Regions from separate parts of the Homo sapiens genome. Here region 2 is linked to region 1. A link is a loop called in an ENCODE intact Hi-C map of the cell type or tissue named here. Cell type or tissue: PC-3. All regions are shown on one strand.

Region 1 (8,000 bases):
CATGTTAGCCAGGCTGGTCTCAAACTCCTGACCTCCTGATCCACCCGCCTCGTCCTCCCAAAGTGCTGGGATTACAGGCGTGAGCCACCGCACCTGGCCAGTTTTGCCTAATTTTTAAAATCTATTAAGTTTCTTTTAATCTATAGGTTTCTTCCTTTATCTTTTTCTTTTATTTAAACAGTATATGTGTTGAGGAAGCTAAATAGTTTGTTCTGTAGTCTTCCGTGGACTGGCTTTTGCTGCCTGTGTTTTTGTGATGCAATTTGTTTTGTTTCACTATCATCCGTATTCCCTATCTGCCTTGTTGCCTTGCCTGAAGATCACCAAATTTCAAGGACTTCTTTCCTGCTCTGCTCCAAGGCACTTCTCAGCCCACTCTGGATGTGCGTGGGTGGTGGCCAGTAGAGGTGGGCTGCAATTACTGGCTTCTTTAGTAAGAGCTGTGAGGTTACATATATTCAACTCTGGGTTTCTAAAGGCCCATCCAAGGACAAGTTCCAGGGAAGATAGGGCATGCATGAGTTTGAGGCAGAATGAGAAAAATAAGCAACATACAATACATTTTTTCATAAAATTAAATTTCTCCTTTTAAAGAAGTGTTCTTTATTATATTTCAGTTAGCCTACTGTTTCATTGGCATCGTTTCCCTTTCATTGTTTGTATTTTTGTTTTGGTGAAACAAAAAATTAGAAACCCAATGTCAGTCTTTGTTCTCTTCTTATGATGCTAATTTCCAAAATTGAAAAGTGTTGGAAACTCTGCTTTAGCCTTAAATTTTCTGCAGAAAATTACATTTTGAATTTTCATAAAAGAAATTATTGGTCTTAACCCATTCTGTATGATAATTTTTAAAAAAAAAAAACTCTCTAAAGTGTACCTTGAAAAATAGTACCTGTGATTTGTCTAAGCTTTTGAATAATTCATTCTATCTCAAATGTATTTCTACCACTAAAGTTGCTATACCACTTTATGGAAAGAAGAAAAGCAACTTTCCTTTTTTGTACAGGAAACTTGAAAGTTCATCTCATGGAAGGTGTGGAGAGAAAGGTGGCTATGTAATTCTCCTTTGGATATTTCTGGATCTGTTTCTCAATCAGATTGGTTCCGTTCACACTGCCTGCTGTCATGAAAGTTTATGCCTCGCATGCAATGCCAGCATAAATTTCTCAGCACAAAACAGCTCTGCTTGTTAAGGAAGATGTTCTGAATTATCAAATATATATTTTTTAATTAGCCACCCTTTCTTATGCTTTCAGAATATATATTAAAGTGATCTGGGGTATTTCATGTTAATGTAAGAAAAACAATCCAAACTCCCTTTGTTTCTTGACTTAGCTTATTATATCTTCAGTACTTGCAAACTGTGTGATACATGATCAGTCACAGCACACTGCTATTTACTGAGCATCCATGGCCACTGGCTGACGTGGCATTGAATATAACATTGTATTGTTGCTCTAAGCCTTTTAGCCTTCGTGCTAAATGACTCAACCCATCACAAGAAATTTATAATGGACATATAACTCACCTAGTTAGTCTGCATGAGATTGATTTGTTGTGAAGTTATTGGCTATAATGTCTTTGAGAGGATAGGCCTTCATTTCAAATAAAGACAGCCTCATTTATGGATTTCAAAGCATGTCTATACACTGTAAGTCTGTATTAAAGAAATGGGATGAAGCCAGCTGTTAAAAACAAGAAAATATGTGCAAAAGGATTTGGAGTTGACTGTATTATATAGAAGTATTAAATTAGGAGCTTTAGGGCATACTGAAGCTTCATATTGTTTGAAAGTTTATTTTGAATTCTGTAGAAAAATGAGTACTGTTAATTAGGTGATGTGGTTTCAGCATTCTCAGGCGTCTGCTCCCCACAGTATCAAAACCTTTGCCCAAGTCCACTCACTTTATTGTGACCCCTGTAGATGCTCTATCATTATGGTCCCTTTACCAAAAAAAAAAAAAAAAAAAAAAAAAAAAAAACCTTGTTGTCTCTCAGGCAACCAGCGCTTTTTGTCAGCCTATTTCATCTCCCCATCCCTTCCTACAATCGTTTATACTACTGAAAACTTGAAAGCCCACATCCCATTCTCTCCTGGATCTCTAGGCCTACCAAAGTTTCTTTCTAAAACCATGAAATGACCACAAGTTAATTTGATGAAGTGATTCATAATAAATTGTTAATAAGAAGTGACCTACAACTAGGTCAGGTCATTCTTCAACCACCTATTTTATTAGTGATCCCCCACAGGCAATACATGTGACTGAAGCTGGAATTTGAACTTTCTGTGATGAGGGCCCTGTAGCGTATATGTGAGACCTCTGGTAGCAGGAGTCTCTGAGAGCCTCTAACTCATGGTAGTCTGAAATAGACATAGGCAAAGCCCCAGGGACATTTTTAAGAGAGCTGTTGTAAGTAATCCAGTATTATAAGTTAAGTCTGTCCTGTATTCATCAGAAAAAAACAGAATCTGCTGCTACAAGATATTAGGATTTCTGGTCTTAAGCAACAGACTTGAATTTCACTACCTGGATTCTTCTCTTTGGCTTCATGTTTGCAGATAGGATGGTTGAGGAGGATGGAGCTATTGAGAGGGTGGCTGCTCTGTGCAGTTGCTTTTGTTTATATTCTTACTGACCTGGCACAGTGTAGGTGGAGGTGATGCATGTTTTCTGACATTGGGCCAGTGATGTATGGCCTGACCTTCAAAATGAGAAACATCATCTCTGTGGGTGAGACTATAGCCGTGCAAATGCTTTTATCCCATATTGCTCAGCAGTTTGCAACCGGTTCTGATAAAAAGCACCCACCCCGCTGAGTTCGCTGAAGCTTGTATATTGGTTTTAGGTTGAACATTTTGGCAAATTAACGACTGAGTGAAACCATAAAATTGGTTTTATTTACAACAAAGCCTTGTGGTGTCTGTTGGTTGTTCTTACATCTCTTTCCTTTAATCTTTGAGGTTGTTTCTGTAGGTGGCTTATCTAACTTTACATTGAAATTTGCATTCATTTCAGGATAATACTTCCCCTGGGTTTCTTCTTAATTGACATTGGACATGGTCTGCATTCTCAAACTTTGTGCATAAAGTTGGTAACTATACAGAGTCCTAGTTTACGCCTACCCCAGGTGATTCTGATTCGGGAGATGTGAGATGGAAACCCAAACTACACATTGTTAGTCAGTAGGTGACTCCCCCAGTGTGAATCTACTGATCTCATGTTTAGAAATACTGCTGTATACCATGCAAAGCTGTCATTTTCTAACTCTGCTAAACAATAAAGGTTCACAAGCCATACTTCTGATTTGCCATAAAGTTCGAGTTTTTCTCCATTTGGTTCAATGGTGTTGCTATGGATGGCATTCATAGCAAATGATAAGATTGGGCATAGTATACTTTGAGTGAATTCTTAGTTTTCCTTAGAACAACAAGATAATGAGTTAGAATTATAAGAGAGCCATCTAGTGGATAAGGATATAGGCCTGTTGCATCTTGTCTTAATGTCGGCTTTATGGTTTTATCAGATTACAGATTTAAATATAAATGAAATTAAGTGTAGATATATACTCTGAATATATTACATTAAATATATATTAAATGTTAGTGAATTTTGTTTTTGTTCTTTTTGTTTTAAAAAAATAATTTCTTATTTTATAAATGAGTCTGTACTTTTAAGTAGTTCTACTCCTTTAAATGAAACATGGATACAGAGATGATAAGACATGATTTTACCGTAAAATAAAACACACATTATATTTTTAGGGACATAAATATAGGCTAGTAACTAAAACATATTTTTTAATGCCTACTATATGTTCCTTGGATTTGAATGTAAAAGAGATTTCAGGACTTAAATAGTAGTTTATGCAATTAGAGAATGCAGAAATAGCGTGAAAGAATTATAGTCTAGATACATTACTATTTTTTATATACTCTGGAAGTTTTTAACAGTTCGTAACAAATGCCTTGGGCAGATTAGGGCATTGCCAAAAATCAACATCATGCTACTTACATTTACAATCATCTGACAGTCATCTCTCAGACGAGCATCCTCCTGATTGCCTAACATGTTTCTTTTATAATGTAATAAAGGTGAGTTACACATTTGAGCAACAGTGTTTGTCTGTTATACCTAGAGAGAAGAAAAAAGATTGTAGGAGAGCAAGATACCCAAGATACTAACTTTTCCAGGCCCACATTTTAAGTGTATTGTCAAAAGAAGCATTTTATTTTTATTTTTTTTTACTTTTTTATTTTTTTTGAGGCAAGTGTCTTGCTCTGTCGCCCAGGCTGGAATGCAGTGGCCCAATCTTGGCTCACTGCAACCTCCACCTCCTGGGTTCAAGTGATTCTCCTGTCTCGGCCTCCCTTGGAGCTGGGGTTACAGGCACCCGCCACCGCACCCAGCTAATTTTTATATTTTTAACAGAGACAGGGTTTCACCATGTTGGCCAGGCTGGTCTTGAACTCCTGACCTCAAGTGATCCACTGGCCTTGGCCTCCCAAAGTGCTGAAATTACAGGTGTGAGCCACCGTGCCTGGCCGAAAGAAGCATTTTAAAAGTTTGATATTTTAAATTAAATTGAAGATACTCTATCACAACTTAACATTCTTATGCTGGGTCATCCCTCCTTCCCCTGTACTCAAGCTCCTAGAAATCTCATCTATTTATACCTGACTCTGCTATTCAAGTAACTTCCAGGTTTTCTTCCCCCAGCGCTACATCTTTTCTTCTCTTCTCCAGGATCCTGCTGGACATCACTTCCTGATATTCTTCTGGCACCTCAACATGGCCCAAATCAAATTAGTTATCTTTGCACTGTTTTTGTATTGTGTATTTCAGTTAAAGGGGCTTACCTTTAATTTTCTTAAGAATAAAAGATTATAGTCTTATTTAATCTTTCTTTTTTTCTTATCTCCTTCCCCCAGTTTCCTGTTGGTTCTACCTCTAAAACCTATCTGGCATCATTCATCAGGATACTTTGCAAAATGAGGATTATGAGGTCAGGTCCTGTGGTAAGCAGGGAGCCAAAAATAAGACCCTCAGAGTTTCTTGCCTCCCTGTTGTACACACCCAGTAAAATCCCCTTCCCTTGAGTGTGTATGAGACTATGAATAGGATGGATACCACACCCCCGACTAGGTTACGTTATACAGCAAAATGGAAGATAATTTTGTGTATATAATTTAGGCTGCAAATCAGTTGATTTTGAGCTAATCAAAGGAAGATTATTCTGGGTGGGCCTGACTTTATCAGGTGAAAGCCCCTAAACTAGGAACTGGGCTCTTCCTGAAGAGATAAATTCTCCTGCTAGGAATGAAGTACTCCTTGACAAAGTAAGCAGCCATGTTGTAAGCGGGCCCATGAGAGGGCCATGTGGCCATGAATTTCAAGTGGCCTCTAGGAGCAAAGAGTGGCTCTTGTCTGACAACTAGCAGGAACAGAGATCTATAACCACAAGGAAATGAATGCTGCCAACAACCACATGAGCTTGGAAGAGCACCCAAGCTCCATAAATAAATGCAGCGTGGCTGGCACCTCAATACTGCTTCGTGAGACTCGGAGCAGGGGACCCAGTTAAACCGCACTTGGACTCCTGACCCACAAAAACTGTGAAATAATAAATTCAGGTTGTTTTAAGCACTATTTTTTAATTTTTAATTTTTATGGATATATAATGGTTGCACATATTTATAAAGTAAGCCACTAAATTTGTGGTTATTTGTTATGCAGCAATAAATAACAATAAATGTCCTCATTATCTTTTGCTTTGGATCAGTGCAGTAACCTTCAAATGAAGCTCTCTTAGCTCATCCGTCTCCATGAAATCCTACATAACACAGCCAAAGTCATCTTCCTTATCCTACATAAGACAGCCAAAGTAATCTCCCTTATAAACAGACTATAATGTAACCTCCATGAGATAGGGTTATAGATAGAGTTTTGTTCAAAGCTGTATCTCTAGAAGAACGCTAACATTTATGCATGCTATAAATATTGACTGATGGACTCAATGAATAAATATCATCTGTCCTCCTACACATACATCAAAACCTTTGCTGGTCCCTTGCCTACAGAGACATCCTCCAGATACAAGAAGAGGGAAGGTATATAATAAAATGCTTCAGCATACAGGTTCTAGAGTAAAACCTTGGGTTTAGATTTCAGCTCTAATATTTCCTAGCTTTGTGATCTCTTGGAAGATGTATGACTTTACTAAGCTTCGGTTTTCCAATTTATAAAACATGAATAACTTTTACCACTCAAGACTGTATTGAATATTAAATAAGACAATGCATTTAACATATTTTCACAGTGCCTGGCCTATGCAATAGATCAACAAGTATTATTTATGATTATAACATTTAAGGCCCTTTACTATATACCTTTCCTTCCTGTCCTCCAGCCTTATGAAGCTGGCACCCTTGTGTTTCCTGCCTTTGCAGCATGATGGAGAGTGAGATGCATGGATACTTTTAAAGTGTCCACTTCTACGCATCCCCTGCTAAATGACCTTGAGCAAGTTTCTTCCCGGTCTCAGTTTGGTTATCTGAGTAATGGGGCTAATTTGAATACATAGTTCTCGAGTTTGTATTGAGTCGATCCCTGCATTAGTCAGTCACATTGAACAATAACCAAATATTGGCCACTGAGGTCACTTACTGCAGGAACAATATAATGGACGTCTTTCATAACATTATGAAGACCCATGGAAAACTTTTCTTAATATTAGAAATAGTTGTGTTGGTACTGAACAATCAACGGTTGTTATTGTTTTTATCTGACCAGGCTTTTCTCTTTGAATTAGCTTCTAGTTGAGACAATCTGTACTGACTCTAGTTCAGACCTTGTTCCCTGTCTCTGTGTATTTCCTTTTTTCTCGTTACAAATTTCTAATTTATGTTTTCCTGCTATATTTAGGTAAGTTACCTTAAATTCATTCTTTAAAAAAAAGGTAGAAGTAAGTATATAAAAACCTTCCATGGTTGTTACATATGTAACAAGCACTATTCCTGTGTCATTTGTGTGAGGGTATGTGTGTGTTTTAATGGTGAGAGTTAACAAATTATGTAAGAAACACTGACATTGGAAAACTGATTTTAAAAAAACAACTTGCAAAATTTCATCAAATGAGTCTTGTTTCTTGCATTGAACAGATCATAAAAGCAATTCATAAAAAGGCAAATATAGTGATTCTTACATCACCCATTTAGTTAAAGTATCCCAAATGCTATAGCATAAGGAAGTACATGTGCTAGGCAGCCTTTGAGTTAATGAACTGATGTTGATGTTAAAACTGGTGCACTCTTTTCTCCCGGAGGTATGGCTGAATCTGTGCCACAGCCAGCCACTTTTTCATCAGATTCCATTTGAAAGTCAATTGATGAATCAGCCCTGATGCCTCATTGAACATAATGTCGAGAAGCAAGATTTCTGTACTCTATTGATGTGTTTAAGCAGCATCAAACAAGCACACACATCAATGGAAATATCGGTCAAATCATTTGTCAACAATTTTATAGAGAATACAGTTGACTTCCTAATTTCTCCACTGTTTGGGTTGCTATAGTCTAATAAATCATGCTTCTGCATGGAGACATACTAATACTTCGTGGAAAAGTAATCAGAAGTCTTAATTGAAATAAAATTATATTTGTCCCTGTTTAAAGATATTCAAACACTACTTCAGTTCACAGACTTAAAAGTGAATAACTTCTTTATGACCTTATTGAATGAGGATGTGATTAATGTTACTAAAGTCACACTTACGTTGGATTGGGGGACTGACCGACCATGCTGTGAGATCTTTAGCGAGAAAATTGAGCTCTCTTCTGGTTAGCGTTGACTGGCTATACTTTGTGCTAGCCATCACTGACTTCCACCTAAAAAGATAAACTGTAGGTGTAAGCAGCAAATATCAAGCCGTCTTAGGCTGTATTCTTCTATTCCTTCTCTTTTTTTTTTTTTCCTTTCTTTTTCTTTTTTTTTCTTTTTTTT
Region 2 (8,000 bases), 390 kb after region 1:
GCGGAGATCGCGACACTGCACTCCATCCAGCCTGAGCAACAGAGCGAGACTCCGTCTCAAAAAAAAAAAAAAAATCTTTACAATAATATAATTTTCAAAGTTCTCAGAATTCTAAAATCTTGCTGGATGATACATAGATGTATAGACATGTACCCAAAGGTGCTCTACTAAATTAATCACTACCTCCAACAACCTAAAGATTACAGTTTATTGTTTAAATGAAGGATGCAAAATATAGGTGTATATACAAAAAGCCCCTGTTTTATAGCTCTTCTAAATGTGAGTATCACACACGGGAAAAATCGAAAAACAAATGTAAGTCTAAATCTCCTTACAGAGAAGAAAATGTAGTGTGGCCTGGCCTAATATTACGACTTTTCCAAGGAGTTACTATATATGGTTTAACAGAAGATTATTTCCATCAAAAATATCCATTGCTTGTGAATCTTAAGAACAGGAAGTTTTTCAATCCAAATTAAGCTGAAGAAAAACAAAGGAGAGGAGGGGAGGGGAGGGGAGGCGAGGAGAGGGGACGGGAGAAAAAAGTTCTCTGCTAGCTTCCTAAGCAGTTCAGCTCTGAGGGTATGCTTTGCAGCAGCAACAGCACACCTGCCCAGACCACTGCAGCAAAGGCTTTCAACAATTCTTGGGAAACTAAGTGAGGGCAAAGATACATGGTAGTTCCAGGACATCCCACAGTAGGATTTGTCTCACGGAGGTAACTCAGGGAGGAAGAAGTGAGCAGTTCACTCTGCCTTAACAGTTTACATATATGAACTACTAAACTTAAAAAAAAAAGTTTTTCAATCCAAATTAAGCTGAAGAAAAACACACCTAAATAGTATATACCCAAAGTATTATGTGGCATAATATTTTAATCATAAAAATAATATGTATCTATTTTTGTTTCTCCTTTATAGTCAAAGCACTGTAGAAGTACAGAAAGGATTGTTCTGAGAGAGTTCTTGAAGTAGAGGTTGGGGGAGGCAGCCTAGGATTCTTATCTGTAAAATGTGTGGTTCCAACATCTTATGCCTACACTTGATCTCACTGCTAGATTGTGGGCAAGGTGCTTTGAAGGGATGGGCATTAAAGGGACCCTCCAATAAGTGAGGCTTAATGGAGTTTGCAGAGATCATCATATTCTAGAAATCACACATGCCGTTTTTGTAGGAACAGAGACAGGGTCCCAAAAGTATCACTGGATACTGGAGCAGAAAATGAGAAAACTCATCTTGTGATGCCAAGAGAAGCAAAGTCTTCAAGATTCTTTCTGGTTTATTTCTATAGTATAGCTATCAATGTTAGTGGCATAATGTAGTATTTCATGTTCATTCTGGGTCACTTTAGACTCATCGTAGCACTGATTTGGAGGAAAACAGTATGAATGGGCACAACTGGATGATCCAGGAGGGATTCTTTTTTTTTTTTATTATATTATACTTTAAGTTTTAGGGTACATGTGCGCAATGTGTAGGTTAGTTACATATGTATACATGTGCCGTGTTCGTGTGCTGCACCCATTAACTCGTCATTTAACGTTAGGTATATCTCCTAATGCCATCCCTCCCCCCTCCCCCTACCCCACAACAGGCCTCGGTGTGTGATGTTCCCCTTCCCGTGTCCATGTGTTCTCATTGTTCAATTCCCACCTATGAGTGAGAACATGCGGTGTTTGGTTTTTTGTCCTTGTAGTAGTTTGCTGAGAATGATGGTTTCCAGCTTCATCCATGTCCCTACCAGGAGGGATTCTTTAGGGAAGCCAGGCAAGTGGGAGTGGTCATGTAGGAGGAAAGTCTATCCCATAGTACCTGAGAGGTGTGCACTAAACTTGCCACAGGAGACGATGCTGACTGGGGAACTCTATTGAGGGTGGCAAAGCCCACAGTTTAGGTGGAAAAGCACTTGAAAGGGGAATGGATTCATTGCTTTTGTCATTTTTACCTAGACTGTTATAAGGGCTTCTTTTTTTATATCTCTATTATCAGTTTTTTTCTTTTGGAAGTCTGTCTTTTAAGTTTACTCATTAATTGTATAACCATTTATTGATCATTTATACAGCAGGCACTACGCTGTATTCTCCTAATACAACACTAAGAACAAGTCCCTGTCCTCATGGAGCCTCCAGTCCAAGCAACCCCAATGATGTGAGAGAACTGCCACAGGATATATAGGAGCATGTAGCGCTGACTCACTGTCTGATTATCATCACTCTTTTAATGATGCCAAGATCGATTAGTGGGTTCAACTGGTTACAGCCTCATCCCTGAATTGTAAAATTCCCTATTAGCCTAAAGGTGCCCAGGATTTAATTGTTCTGGATAATGATTTCTTAAGAATTCTGAAGAAGGTTTATTCAGAGTTTCCTTTCATTCATTGATAGAGCTAGTATTTATTCAGCTTATTCTAAACACTAGGCATTATGTTGTTGCTAGAGATACAAAACTAAGTGAGCCAAGATGAATATAGAGGAAACATAAGTGAGTAACTTCAGTGCAATATGAGAAATGTGCAGGGCTAGATGCAGAGTCCTCTGGGAACAGAAAGGAAGCACAGTCCTTAATGACAGCAATCTCTGGTGAGTCAATGAATCTCTCGCAGTTTATTTAGGTCAGGAGCTATTAACTGTCATGCATTAGTGAGCAGCCAACAGTGGGACTGGGCAGTCTGAGCCCTGTATTGAAAAGCCGGCAACGAAAGAAACTTCACTAGAGGCTTGATGAACCAGTTCTTAAACTAAAGCTCATGTGTCTGCAATGGACAATCCTGCCTCAACCTCGTGAAAAACAGACCAGGATTCTCTATGGTTATGCACTACTGCATTTGTTTCTTTAGCGTTCCTAGAGTTGTTTTCATCAGTTATTTAAGTAAGAATGCCCGAGGTAGTCCACTTCACTCCCTAGATCCCTATTAATACATTTCAGTTGAAAATCTGTTGTCCCTTGCCTATTTTACTGCTTCCAACATTGAGATTTGATGGAAAGAAATCAGCTCTCAAATAAGAATGGTGTCACCTGCTGCTGGTTCAGCGGCACTGCAAACTACAGATTATGCAAATTACATAAAGATCCAATCTTTCTACCCGGAGCCTAGGAAGAGGCCTTCTTTTCCCACTGGGTCTTATATTCTAGAGTCAGCCATTTACTTAATTTCCCAAAGAATACTGCAAGAGAATACTGTGAAAGCATTATCTAAAATACAACAAAAGAATTCTGTAAATGTTATCTAAAATATAATAATAAGAAAAACCAAAAGAATTCATAACTAGGCTGAAAGTATTCTCTTAGGATTTTAATATTAGATACAAAATTGCTCATTAGCCTTTAGGTTTTCTTCCCTCTCCCAAGCACTCAACAATTGATTTCCTTGCATACTAGGTAAGTGTCCTATGACACATAATACTTTCAAATATTTATATCTTTTGTAAGATAATATTTTTCATGTAATCCTAGATGGATTAGTTTCCTATGACTGCTTTAAAAATTGCCACAAACTTAGTGACTGCAAGCCACACACGTTTAATTTTTTTCATGTCTGGAAGTCAGCAGTCCGAAATCACTTTTACTGGTCTAAAATCAGGTGTCAACAGGGCTGTGCTCCCTCCGGAGGATCTAGGGGAAAATCATTTTCCTTGCCTTTTCCAGCTTCTAGAGGCTGCATTTTCTTAGCCTCGTCTTCCCTCTTGTTGCAGTCGTCCCAATGACTTTTGTCTCTGTAGTCAAGTCTCTCTTTGCCTCCGTCTTAGGAGGAGATGTGTGATTAAATTTTGCCCACCTATATAATCCAGGATAATCTTCCCATCTCAGAATCCTTAACCTAGTCATGTCTAAAAAGTCCCTTTTACCTTATAAGGCAACACAAATTCCAGGGATTAGGATCTGGATATCTTTGGGGACCAGGAATCAGCCTATCACACTAGGTAATGAAGTCATTATCTTAATCTGAAGTATCTAGATCCTCATATAATCTAACTCCTTTAGTCTATTTGAGTTGTTTTAATTTTTTCTCAAGTACATTAGCTGCCAAATTTAAAATTATTGCAGATGGAACTCTTGTAGGTCTATAATGTACAGCTTGCTGAGCCACAGTAAACAGTATCATTTTTAGCTTTCTATCAATGTTTGACATACAAAATGGTCAACTGCAGAATGTTTCAGTGACTTCTCTAGAACCCTATTGAATATTTAAAATGTCATACATCATGTTGTTGAGTGGTCTTCGTGGAAAAAATCATGTTTTTAAGAAATCTATTCCCCTTCGATTTAGTGCTTGGGTTTGTATATTCCGATGAACTGATATGCAACTAGAGCTATATAACTAATCCTGATTTTTAAAAATTTGTCTTGGCTTCCAGGAAGTACAGACTAAATTTAGTATATAATTACAGTAACTATTCTTAGCTAGTATTTCTTGTATAATTATATATTCTTCACCCCAACCCCAATAATCATTTCTCCTACTCCTTACTAGGATGCTTTTGATAATTTATCTTCATTTAAACAAGCTTATTGCATGGGTTTTCTTTATTATAATCTATCTCAAAATCTTTTTTGGAAGCAGATATGAAATAAAGCAAACAAACAAATAAACTTGGAAGATATATAGACCCTATGAATTATAGCCCATCTGCATCTTTTTTGAGTGCCAAAGACATAAGTTCAGCTATGAATACATTCTGTTACTACAAAAGCACTTTAAAATTGTGTTTCTGTGCATTATATAGCTCCTTAGAATAGACAGATATATTTAGAGGGGAAGGATATGCTAATCAATGCCACTAGAGCCAGTAGTTTTCTTGATTTCATTCAATACCTTCCAGTTTTAATAATTTGCAACTGATATCAATGATCATAATAAAATTTTAAATTAAAATGTGTGAGCTGTTTTTTTGTTAATACTTCATGCATTGAAGAGACATAAACAAAGTTTTGAAATCATAACTACATTTTCTGAAAGGCTTCCACAGGAAAAAAGGCTTCATATTGATATTATTTTGTACAATTTTTTGGACAATTTTCCCTCCTTCACATTCAGTTTATTAGAACTGAACATAATATCTGACATAAGTGATTCATATATGGGCTAAATAATTCATGTATATCAGAGGCCAAGCCTATTGGATATGGTGGAAGTTTTGAAACCCTATCTTTGTGGAACAACAAAAAATTAAATGTAAGGGTCAAAATGTGAGGGCTCCTTTCTCATTTGTTCTGTGAATCCAGTTTCTAGTGGTTACTTATCATATCAAAATTTCTCGTGGCGTTTTCAGAGCTACACCTCCAATAAACCTAAATGATGACTAGCTTTAAGACAATAGTCTATACAGTTACGTACTGCTTAACCACAGGGATGTGTTCTGAAGAATGCGTCGTTCAGCAATTTCATTCTTGTGTGAACATCCTAGAGTGTACTTACACAAACCTATATGTTTTAGCCTACTGAATATCTAGGCTATATAGTATAGCCTATTGCTTTTAGGCTATAAACCTGCACGGCATGTTACTGTACTGAATACTGTAGGCAGATGTAATACAATGATATTTGTGTATCTAAACATAGAAAAGGTACAGTCATATTTAATTTTAAATGTATTAAAGTAACCCATTTCCTCTTCCCACTTGACTAGCTATTTCCTTTTTGAGAAGTAGACATTATGTTTAAAAATGTTTTAAAATACTGCAATATTGTTGATATTATTAGTTTACTAAATAAGACAATAAAGACAGAACTCAGACAAATAAAATGCAGCAGCTGTCAGTTGATGGGGGCCGCCATTACTTGTAGAAGAAACCTTCAGTAAGCGTTGAACTAGTGGCCTGGGATAGTTGATTTTAAGAAGACAAATAAAAATGCCTGGAGAGAAAAAATATTTTACTCATTCCATATGAGTAGAAAATATCCTTTGAAATATTATCAGTGACTTACTTACGTCAGTCTTTCTTAACTTGGGTTGTCTGTTAAATACTTTAATATGGCTTTTGCCATAGCTGGGTCATTGCTATAAGTTAACAAAGGGCTGTTTTCTATATCGCTGGAACTCTCCTTTGTTAGAACCTTCTTTAAATAGAAAGAATTCTCTTGCAGTACGTGGTAATTGCCATAGATTATTGAAATGAAAAATGGCTATGATTACTCCTAACAACTTGAGATGTTCTGCTTACAGTGGATGTTAAGAACATATCTTAGTAATTTAAAATTTTTCTTAATAGGCATAAGCAAGTTTTTATTCTTTAAATGTACTTCAAGTGGTTACAACTAATAAAGATTGGTATATAACAATAGAGAAGAGGTTCCAAAGTAAAAATCCACATTAAAATTAAATTTAGGTTACATTATTGCTTAGCAGTTTAAAACAATATGTTCCATATATACATACATGTGTATATATTTATATGCATACAAAACATACATGAACATGTATAAGTATATGGATGCAGATGAGTATATGTACACATATATATAGAATAAATGCATAAAGGTATATAAATATATGGCTGCATTTGTGTAATTGGATATATATGATACATATTTTATATCTGTATGTCATGAGTATTTTTCTCATTTTTTCCTCTTTGAGAATAAGTCTAGGTCTATACTATCAATAAAATATTGAAAATTAAATTAATTACCCAAGTGAAAAAAGAAAGTTCTCAGAGTTATGCTGTTCATACTTATGGGAGAAGTGTAGATTTTTTCTGATTTGCTTATCTTTTCCTTTATTTAAATGTAATTTTTACTGATATGTAATAGATGTACATTTTTAAGGGTACACATGACAATTTAATATATTCATATAATTTGTAAAGATAAAATTAGCATAATTGGAATATCTGTCACCTTAAATATTTATATTTTCTTTATGCTAGAAATACATGAAATATTCTCTTCTAGCAATTTTGAAATATACAGTAGATTATTGTAAACTGTAGTCACCCTACTGATCTATCAAATACTAGGTCTTATTTTTTTCTATCAAACTCTATATTTGGACCCATTAACCAATCTCTCTTTATCTCCTTCTCCTTCCTACGCTGTGGTAACAACCAATATGCTATCTTCTTGAGATCCACATTTTTAGCTCCCACATATGGGTGAGAACATTCAATATTTGTCTTTCTGTGCTGGCTTATTTCACTTAACATATTGACCTTCAGTTCCATCCATGTTGCTGCAAAAGACGGATTTCATTTTTTATGTCTGAATAATATTCCAGTGATCTGCCAGAACTGAATTTTAAATGGGGTTTTAGGCCTGGATTGACTTTAGATAAGCTTATAATTATAGCTCTCTACTTGTGGTAATCAATAGCATAGGCCTGAATGTGTTATTGTATTAAATATTTCTCATTCATTGACATCACAATTGTGGATCAAATCTCTGTGGTTTGGATATTTGACTTCTGACAATTCATTGTTTTGTCTGACTTTAAGTTGTGTTTAAGTGATTATTTTCTTGGTTTGCTCTCATTCCAAATTACTGGGGAATTTAACTGATGAATGAACCAGACATATATTTAATATACATCTGCTGTGTGCAATATATTGTACTGGAGGGATGGGTAGGTATAGACATGTAAGACATAATCTCTTACTTCAACCAGAATATGGTTTCACTGGGTTCCTAAGATCAATATGCATAACTGCAGGGACCTCGTGCTACATTGGATTTGAATCTGGGGCTCCAGTTCCAGTCCCATTCCTTCATGGCCATGTCACCTTAGCATGTCACTTCACCTATGGCCTCTTAACAGTTAGATAACCCAAGACCACTACTATTTCTGAAGAGTATTTTTTTAATTACAAGCCAAATCAGTATCAAATATTATATTTATAATGGTTCTGTGTAATTTACTAACTCATTTACCATAAAATGACATATATTGTACTATTAGAAGAAAATTGTGGGATTTATTAAAAACATCAATTTATTGTACCACACACTTGATATGGGCTTATAATTGAACACAAATATATAGAATATGAATATCTTTTTTTAGTTCT

Evidence for each region. A loop is a pair of places that touch in the nucleus more often than their neighbours do. Peaks named below come from ENCODE experiments on the same cell type or tissue, not always from the same donor. Only the 100,000 strongest peaks of a DNase experiment are listed, where the experiment ranks them.
Region 2: a loop joins it to region 1, with 3 times the contacts of the local background. A loop is called at or near these places in 1 of 110 quality-filtered maps.

Annotation. Positions count from the first base shown.
Region 1 is chrX:29,228,554-29,236,553 of GRCh38, forward strand. The region is part of intron 2 of IL1RAPL1 (interleukin 1 receptor accessory protein like 1); the gene reads left to right. Among named protein-coding and RNA genes, the nearest start is that of MIR4666B, 340 kb to the right of the region's middle. In PC-3, a CTCF peak has its summit at 3,421 (motif pointing left); a DNase peak (open chromatin) is centred at 1,428; H3K27ac peaks cover 1,314 bases.
Region 2 is chrX:29,614,906-29,622,905 of GRCh38, forward strand. All of the region lies in intron 5 of IL1RAPL1 (interleukin 1 receptor accessory protein like 1), which reads left to right. Among named protein-coding and RNA genes, the nearest start is that of MIR4666B, 45 kb to the left of the region's middle. In PC-3, a CTCF peak has its summit at 3,007; a DNase peak (open chromatin) is centred at 2,596; H3K4me3 peaks cover 483 bases; H3K27ac peaks cover 1,267 bases.